Regions from separate parts of the Homo sapiens genome. Here region 1 is linked to region 2. A link is an interaction called in ENCODE POLR2A ChIA-PET data of the cell type or tissue named here. Cell type or tissue: Panc1. All regions are shown on one strand. Links, peaks and the distances in the headings refer to the core of each region. The heading gives the core; the rest is flanking DNA.

Evidence for each region. Peaks named below come from ENCODE experiments on the same cell type or tissue, not always from the same donor. Only the 100,000 strongest peaks of a DNase experiment are listed, where the experiment ranks them.
Region 1: POLR2A ChIA-PET joins it to region 2 with 19 read pairs; 1 of 35 experiments calls an interaction of 5 or more read pairs at or near these places.

What each region holds. Positions count from the first base shown.
Region 1 is chr7:11,690,341-11,694,756 of GRCh38, forward strand. The region is part of intron 1 of THSD7A (thrombospondin type 1 domain containing 7A); the gene reads right to left. Among named protein-coding and RNA genes, the nearest start is that of THSD7A, 140 kb to the right of the region's middle. In Panc1, for the core only: no CTCF peak of the experiment used is centred there; no DNase peak of the experiment used is centred there; H3K27ac peaks cover 1,489 bases.
Region 2 is chr7:11,746,640-11,751,055 of GRCh38, forward strand. All of the region lies in intron 1 of THSD7A (thrombospondin type 1 domain containing 7A), which reads right to left. Among named protein-coding and RNA genes, the nearest start is that of THSD7A, 83 kb to the right of the region's middle. In Panc1, for the core only: CTCF peaks have their summits at 2,456 (motif pointing right) and 2,667; no DNase peak of the experiment used is centred there; H3K27ac peaks cover 4,000 bases.

The DNA.
Region 1 (4,416 bases), core at 269-4,268, 56 kb before region 2:
ATAAATTAGGATTAAGGCATAAAGTAGGTTCTCAATTTGACAAAGTCTGCTCAGTTATCTCTCTTTTTCTCAAGCTCTATTTCCTGAAACCTAAGTCTGAATGGTAGTGACAATTTATTCCACTGGTTCTCTGGTATTTTATCTCCTGTCTTGAAACCTGTGCTGAGGCTGCTGTGTGTGTTTTCCTCCTCAGCTCTTCTAGTGAAGAAAGTTGTCTCGGTATTTTGGAAGGTGTAAGCTTGAGACAGACTTGCTTTGTGGAGGACTCTTGCTCCAGGGAAGCTATCTCAATTCACCTTGAGCCCTTTGGCGGGGAGATTAGCACCATAAAGGCAATTATGCCACTCTCAAAACAACCCATACTTTCTCGAATTTCCTCCTTGAGAAAACTGAGTCAATTTCTGTACAAGAATCTTTTTATATAGACTAAAATTAAACATTTATTTATGCTAATAATATGATTGTGTTCAAGTGGTAGGATATTTGGATCATGCTTCCTTCAACAATTTTTAGTTTTCTTCGAAGTGATATTTTCTAAATGTTAAAATGTTCACCAAAGTACATAGGTGTTAATGGTAAATTCAAAGAAAAATGTTGAGGTGGTATAGTCACAGAATTTTAAAGCAATTGCTCACTGTTTTTAAAAAAGGCAGCTGACATTTTCATCATATTTTTGGAAGAAATATAGTAAGGAACATGATTTACATAAGAATGAAAATGTCCATAATATGTTAGGTTTTTGTATCCTTTAAAACATGGTCTTAAGGTAACTCCAAATGAGGGAAATAACTCACATTCATGCATTTTTAAAATTTATTAACCATTTATTTCTTGAACTTGGTAAGTCTAGTGTTAGGATACTAAGGATACAATGATGAACAAAAAGATTCTCTTGTCATTCTAGAACTCACAGTCAACTAGGGACATTATTCAAATGTTCATAAGAAAGTGCATGGTAATAGGTATTACCATGCAAGTTGCAATTGTAATAGGTATTATCAAAGAGTAGTATATGATATCAAAACAGAGTACAATAGAGATATTTAACCTGGTTCAGGGTGTTAGTGGAGACTTCTTGATGAAATAAGAGTATAAACTAATAGAAAGTGGGAGTAGAGGTTAACTTGGAAAAAAGAGGGCTACCTTCCAATCAGGTAATACTTGCCTTGGAAATTCTTCCAAATTTTATATTCTATAATTCCTTTTACAAGAGTCATACACAAAAATTATAATTCTCTATCTTATAATATCTATATATAATCCATAACATCTATATCTATACATAATAACATCTACAATGTTATGATTTTCTATCTATAATATTCTATGTAAAATTCAGAGTTAGTACTGTATTTTGGATGAGTAAATATGTTTATTCAGTCATATTATTTAATTACATTGAATTATTAAGACAACTTTAGTAGCTATTAAACTCCATATATGAGTAAAACTTTTGGTATAAAAATGATATTGAAATAGAAAAATTTATGTTTCTCCTATCATAGGAGATATGATAGGCATATCATAAATTATAGGAAATACCATTCTCAGGAAATAATATATAACATTCAGATACCAAATAATAATTCAAAAATAACATTTAAAAATCACATCCTATCTGTTAGTAAGCAGAGATACAAAAGGAAATTCTATATTAACAAACTCCAATCATAAAGACTGTGTGAGTTATAAAGCCACAAGTGTCAAGCCAAACACCATGTTAGTGTAAGAGAGGCTGCTTGTGTAGGGTGAGATGGATCCAAAGGTTCCAGCTCAATACAAGTGGTCCAGAATGACAACCAAAATCTGTGAGAGTAATACAGAAGGTGGGAGTAGAAATATTGTCTACAAAATTTGCAGCCTGAAAACATTCAGGTATTTGGATTGGGCATAATTACAGTCCTAACAGAATGGCTTCACGTACTTCCTATGGAAGCATGCATTTACAGTGTTCTGATTCATTAAATAAGAAGCTAATCATTTATGTAAATAAAATAGATACCTCAGTCTCTACAGTTAAAGGAAGGGTGCATTACTTCAAGAGCAATTCTCTATCATTTCCCACTGAAAAATAGGACAGCTTTATTTCAGGCTGGTGATTTTAAAATACTGTTGTTTTGGTCTTAACAACCGAATTTTAAAAAATAAAAGAGAACTAAAATAAAATATGAGGCAGATGCGTAATGTACACAACAAATTGTACACAACAAATAAGAACAAAGCTACTCTGGTGTGAAGAAGTTAGGACTCGAGTTCAGCTTGTACCTTCACAGTTATTTTCTTCCTAAATCTTCCACCAAGTAACCTCAAGTAGTCTTTGCAAATTAGTTTAAATATAATTGCTGTGAATTAGTTTAAAAGACAACAAGATTTCCTAATGCTAACTATAAACTCTGGAATTAATTTTTCAATATAAAATTCTACATATAAACACTGACCTGTGTAAAGGGTCCTGTGAGATGTCTAAAACCTTACTAAAAATAATAATTATAATTTAAACAATAATTTAAGCCAAATAGCTGAAATTCTTCAGGAGAAGATTCTATGATCAAGTCTATGGCTTCACAGATGGCCCTTAAGCCTTCATTTAAGTCACTTATCTGGATACTAACTTGTATCTTGCAACTAAAGGGTATCTCATGCTATAAGGTTTTTTTGTTTGTTTGTTTGTTTTAGAATACACTGTTGAAATAACAAATATATTCCTCAGAGTTATTGACCTCTGCTTAAACTTAAATGAATGAAATGAATGAACTTTTCAAGAATATAAACTTGTCCCTAAACTTTTCAGGAAACACCTTAAAGAGAATTTAAAGTAGGAAAAAAATAGTAGAATTGCATTTTGATTATATAGATGTATATTTAAATTTACCATGTAAGAAACATTTCTAACAAAGGACATACACATTACTGTGAAATGTTGTCATCTTCAATATATGTGAATATTATAATCTAGTAAATTTACACATCTAAGGTACTCTAAAACCAAGTATATCATTTTATACTTCACAGAATACATCTATTAGTAACTAGATTAATTCTTATAATGTAGTAAAACTAGTAATAACATACGCTGTCTACAAATTGTAATTTAAAATAAAGCTCAGGAAGTTTAACTGACTTACTCAGTTCATCAGCCAGAAAATGGTAGAGGTGAGATTAACATCTAGTCTTTGTTTTAGGTTAGTTGTTGAGGTATCCAGTCAGAATAGTAAAGTTAGGGTTAACCGTAAGTAGACACCATCATGTTTTGTTACTATAATAGAAAAGTAGTGGGCTTCGTGTCAGATAATTCTAGGTTAGGATTCTTCCTTTGCCACTGACTAGCTTTAGTCTCTGTTTTCCTCATCTAGAAATCAAGGTTAGCAATAATCATAGTGTCACTGCTGGAACAAATGAGAAAATATTTGTGCACAGGACCTGGCATGCAGCAGGTGCATGTACCATGACATATGGTAGCTGTTCCGATGATCTAGAGCATGATTATCATTACATAAATATTTTAATAAGGTTTTATAATATATGATACTTACAACTAATTAGGATATCTCTATTTTACTTATTCCATGACAATTCAATAAATATTTTTGTAGCAATTTATTTCATAAAACTCACAGGAATGATTTTGTTTCCTGGTCTATTTTTCCCAACAACTCAATAATTAGGTTTCTAACGGTAGTCAGAAAAGTTTTCAGTTTGAGATTTAAAAATGTGCAGCTATATAAAAGTATGAATGAAGGTAGTAAAGGAGTTTGGTCACTCTTAACTACTTGCTATTACCTTCTGTTTCCCAGAGTCTCATTTTGTTGCATCTCTTGGCTATCTTCTAAGCTTGACTCCAGTTTATCAGTGATTTCATTTTGGACTTTTTTACAATGTTATTCCTTTGGAATGTCATTTCAAATAATTGGTGTTTGCCTCCATACATTAGAAGCAAGGGTGAAAAGTAGCCCAACTGTATGTTTTTCCCAGGCCACCAGAAGCCACAGTTGGGCCTGCGGGACCACCACTTCCTATGGGAAATGAACATGATTCAGATATAGTACCATTCATTTTTATTCCTGTTACATGTCAGCCACTAAAATCCAAGTGCTATTCTATCTCCATTGTAGAGTTTCCAACTTAAACAGATGACCAAGATTATTCAGACACAGGTTAGAATACCAATGAAAGTGCTTAAACAAGTGATGCTACCTTGCAGAGAGAGTAGCTGACTGTGATCTCACCAAATCAATATAAGGTAGTGGTGAAGCCTTTATAATTTTGAAGGATTGTTCATTACACTGCTCACAAGGTTTGTTAAATACAATTCATAGCAATCAGAAAAGACAGCTGGGTTTCTGGTTCACCTCTTGGATGAACAATGTAATTCTGAATATAGCCATGATACTTGAATTAAAATATGCAATATGCTTC
Region 2 (4,416 bases), core at 224-4,223:
TCTCATCACCATATACAGAGTATATTAGATTAACATGACACTACTAGTGATCTTAACCTTAATCATCTGGTAGAGGTAATATTTGCCAGGATATTCCACTATAAAGTTATTATTTCCTCTTTCCATACTCCCTTATTTGGAAGTGAGTCATTAAATACAGTTTATACTCTAGAGGGTGCGTTAAACTGTACCTCCTGGAGGGGGAGGAGTATCTAAAAGATTATTTTAAATCTTCTATAAGGAAGATTGGTCCTTTCTCTCATTTTTTGAAAGATAATATTGACAATAGAACCACTATCCCATGACTTTTACCCTGAAGTGGATATCATTCACTCACATGTGAGCATATCCACATTACAAAGTAATATGGAATAAAAGTTATTTTGATAGTCTCATCAATTACCGACCTCTTTAGCTTTCTATAATAGAAAAGACATGTATTTTCACCTTTGGAAATTACTAGCTTTCATATTTTAATGAAAAGAGGTTGCACTTAAAAGTGAGAATTTAAATACTATTAGGAGACATGATTATTTGTAATGAGAAAGTCACATTAAACCTGTTAAATATTTTTATAATGCTTTGTATCTTTAGCATTTCTTACAATCACTTTTATTCATGGTTCTTCCTTCAAAGATGCCCTGTGAAGTAGCCCTATGGATGAGAACAAAGAGGTGCACTTGGCCTGCTTCTCTAAGCCTAGGTGAGTTTACTTACAATTCTACGAATTAAAATTCCTCTCCGTTGAGTGAGTTTAAATTGAAAATAAAGTGAATTTGAGAATACCAAAATACAGAAAAATTCAATCAAATTTTAAAGTTGGTACTAATTATACTTGTTATTGGAATGTAATTTAGTTTTCTTAATTTAGTTTCTAATGTTTTATTCATTTATTCTTTTATACCATAACTTTTATGTCTAGTACAGTACACGTCAAGCTCTGTGTTGGATGCTTATAAATGGATATAGAAAAGACAGTCTCTACCTGTAAAAAAATGACTATCTAGCATGGATAGAAAGACATATGGCTGAATCAACAATAAATTGACAGTGCATATGTGCTGCTGTAGGGATGGAAAAGGGGTGTTTGTGTGGCTCAAAACCTGGAGAGTTTAATTTCTTTGGAAGGCCATGGATAAAGTCTCAGAGGAAGTAATATTTACTTTGAGCCTTAAGGAGTACATTTACCGAAAGGACAATGGACAAGTAGAGATTCTTGGCAGAGATCAAAGTGTATAAAAAGGCACAATGATATTAACATAATAGGCCACTTTCAGGGAAATGGAAACAATTTTTGCATGACAGAATGTGTATGCAGGTTGCTGATAAGAAGGCAGGAGAAGAGAGCAGTGAGGAAGAGAAAGTGTTTATGCCACGTTGATGAATTTCTACTTTAACCTAAAGACTAAGGAATTCTAAATAGGGAAGTTATATAATATTTCTTGTATTTTTAAAGAGCAGCCCAGCACAGTGTCAAGACAAAGAGGCCAGATACAATGCAACTGCAGGAGAGAATGTGTGAGGGCCTGAGTATCACAACAGGAATGGAGATGGGTGGGTCATTTGGAAAATTGTTTCAGAAGGCAAAAATGATGGAGTTACTGACATGATTAAATTTGAATAGTAACAAACAGGTTTCTCTTTGGGCAAAGCTTGGGTAACAGGAGAGTGAGATGAGGTTTGTTGTAAATAAAGAAGGTGACTCAAACTTACTCATGAAAATAATTAGTAGGCGATTGGAGATAAAACCATTCCCCGATTATCAAAGTTTGTTCTTGAAAACTCTTCTTAGGGAAAAGTATTAAAGCAGTCTAAAAAGTATTTGTCACAAAAATTGTTAGTATTTAAATAATGGAATATTTTAAAGATACATGTATATATTCTCAATATTTCGGTAATTTAAACCTTATTCACCCTTCCCCTAAAATACCCTCAGAACAAAGTCAAGAGACATCATGAAAAGTCACATAAATGGTGTACAAGATTATTAAAGCTATAAACTTCCAAACTATGTACAAACTATCATCAGAGTCAACCTCATAATTCACAGGACTTCTTTTTCAGAAACCAAGACGTGCTATTAAAGGTACTAAAATATAAATCTTTTACTTTTAAAAATATTTTCTTATAAAATGAAATAGGGCAATAGTGATATACGAATAACAATACAAACTTATAAATTATTTTAAAAAGTCTCTTTGGAGTCGCACGTTGTTATAGTAAAATAAATCATAATACTTTGTTAATGTGATATATTTATTGATCATAAGATTTTTTGCAGTTTATAGCTGCAGCGAACACCGGGAATGAAGTATACAGACAATTCCAGCTGAGCGGGGAGGGGAGCAGCTCCTCTGAGAGAGTGTCACCCCAAGATCCGTCCACCAAATATTATTGAGAGAGCTTGTTTAAACTACAATTCAAACAAACAAGAGACATCCACCAGGTGGCGATTTGTGGTCCGGTCATGAGGCACATATGGCCCATATGGCCTTGCTTATTAATCTAAAAGCACTTAGATCACATTCTCCTGAGGCTGTTTTCAGTGCTCCTTATCACACATTCTGCTCCTTGCCCTGTTTTCAGGGTCAAGGAGTTTCAGTCTTATGTACAAACAACATGCACACAGTGCCTCAGTATTTTTCCATGCCCCAACCTCAAATGCCTTGTACATAAGCTTGAATATATTGCTGTGCACCCCCCACATATCTCCCCCTTAATTCTTAGAGCATGTTGGTTATCTAATGCAAGGTAAGCTTCTATCATTCTTCCCTAGTCATAAATGTGTTGGGTGGCAGCACAGAGCTATTTGTAGATGTCTAGCAAACAGATATAAAAAAGAATAAGTATAGCGGCCATCACCCAAATGTGTATGTTTGACTCAGACAACCAAGTATTTGGGTTTAACAATTAAAAGTCTTCTTGTAATTGCTGAAGGGTATTTGTTTATAATTACTGTGACCATTCTTCATGTTGTTTCTTTAACTTGCACTCAAGAGTGGAAACTTGAGAAGATAGGTGGTCGTGATAAGTCCCTTGTAGGTATGCTTTCACTCTCTTCCAAGCATACCGGGAGCTATCATATGGCAAAGGTGTAACACAGATAGAATTATATTGCCAATCACAATGTAAATTTTGATGAGTAATGAATGCCTGTGGTTGATCTCCTAGCCATTCAACGGCGCTTCAAGGGCCTCTAGGTGAGACAAAATACTCTTATCAATGTTTACTTGTTCTTGAAATTCATGGGTTACATTGCATAGCATGTGGTTCACCACTGAGGCTGTATGAACAGATTCTGTCAAACAGATAGCTGTAGTAGTGGCAGTTGTTAATATAATAATAGCTGAGACTAAAAAGGCAATTAAAGTGGCCAGAATTTTTTTTTTTTTTTTTGAGTATGAGACAGTGCTTTTCTAAATAACTGCAGGGTGGAATCCCTTCCCAGTTCCTGGTAAAATTTACAGGGAGCCACAATTCTGTATGCCATTTTAAGATTATGACATAGGTTATATTTAACTGTATAATATTTCGATGAGACAAGCATGTAGCATACCAACGACTGGAAGAGACTATAAAAGGATTATTAATTACTAATTATTATTAATACTATAAAAGATTGATTCTGCTGTATGTTAGGAACACCTTGCCCAAACAGAAGTATATAGGGGTGCGTAGTACAAATCAGGACGGTATCAGTAACATTATTGTGCAAGCAGAGGGTATAGTTGTCACTGCTATTAGTGTAATCATCATGTGAAAGAATTCGTTCGAAAAAAGGAAGTCCTAGTCTCCAAATTCAGGTATGAGCAGGGCTTAAAGCTTGTTCCCTTTTTTAATTGTAACATTGGTCCTGAAAGCTCATATTCTGACCAAGTGATGGCAATATTGGAGGGACTGCCAAACCCAATAGTCTGATTTGCAGACACGAGATTACCATGGGGACCCCAATCAAGTAAGGTGCCATTATCAAACAGAGGCCCCTGACGTGGCGCAGGTTGTCTGCACGGGGACTACTGGATGGCCTCAAACTTATATGGCCAGTCTCTACTCAGACAGCATATAGGAAGATCCGGCACTTGTACAACTTCATTAGAGACCTCAGTAAGACTAGTCTAACGGCAGAAATAAAGGACAAATTTGCAAGCTTAGCATCCCTTTTGGGCTGATAGTAAAGATACTCCTGAGGAATGACAGTAATACACTTATTGTGAGTAATTGTGGAAAAACAAGTCAGGGGATTACTAGACAATAGAGTCAAAGAGTCACTGAGTTTAATCTATCCTAAATTTCAGTTAAGGGGTAAGACAAGGGCATCCATCTACCTCCTGTCCAAGAAGTATCATTAGATGACAAAGGCGGGTCTGCATCCCACCACATAATCACATTAAAAACAGGGGGATTCAGAACATGACT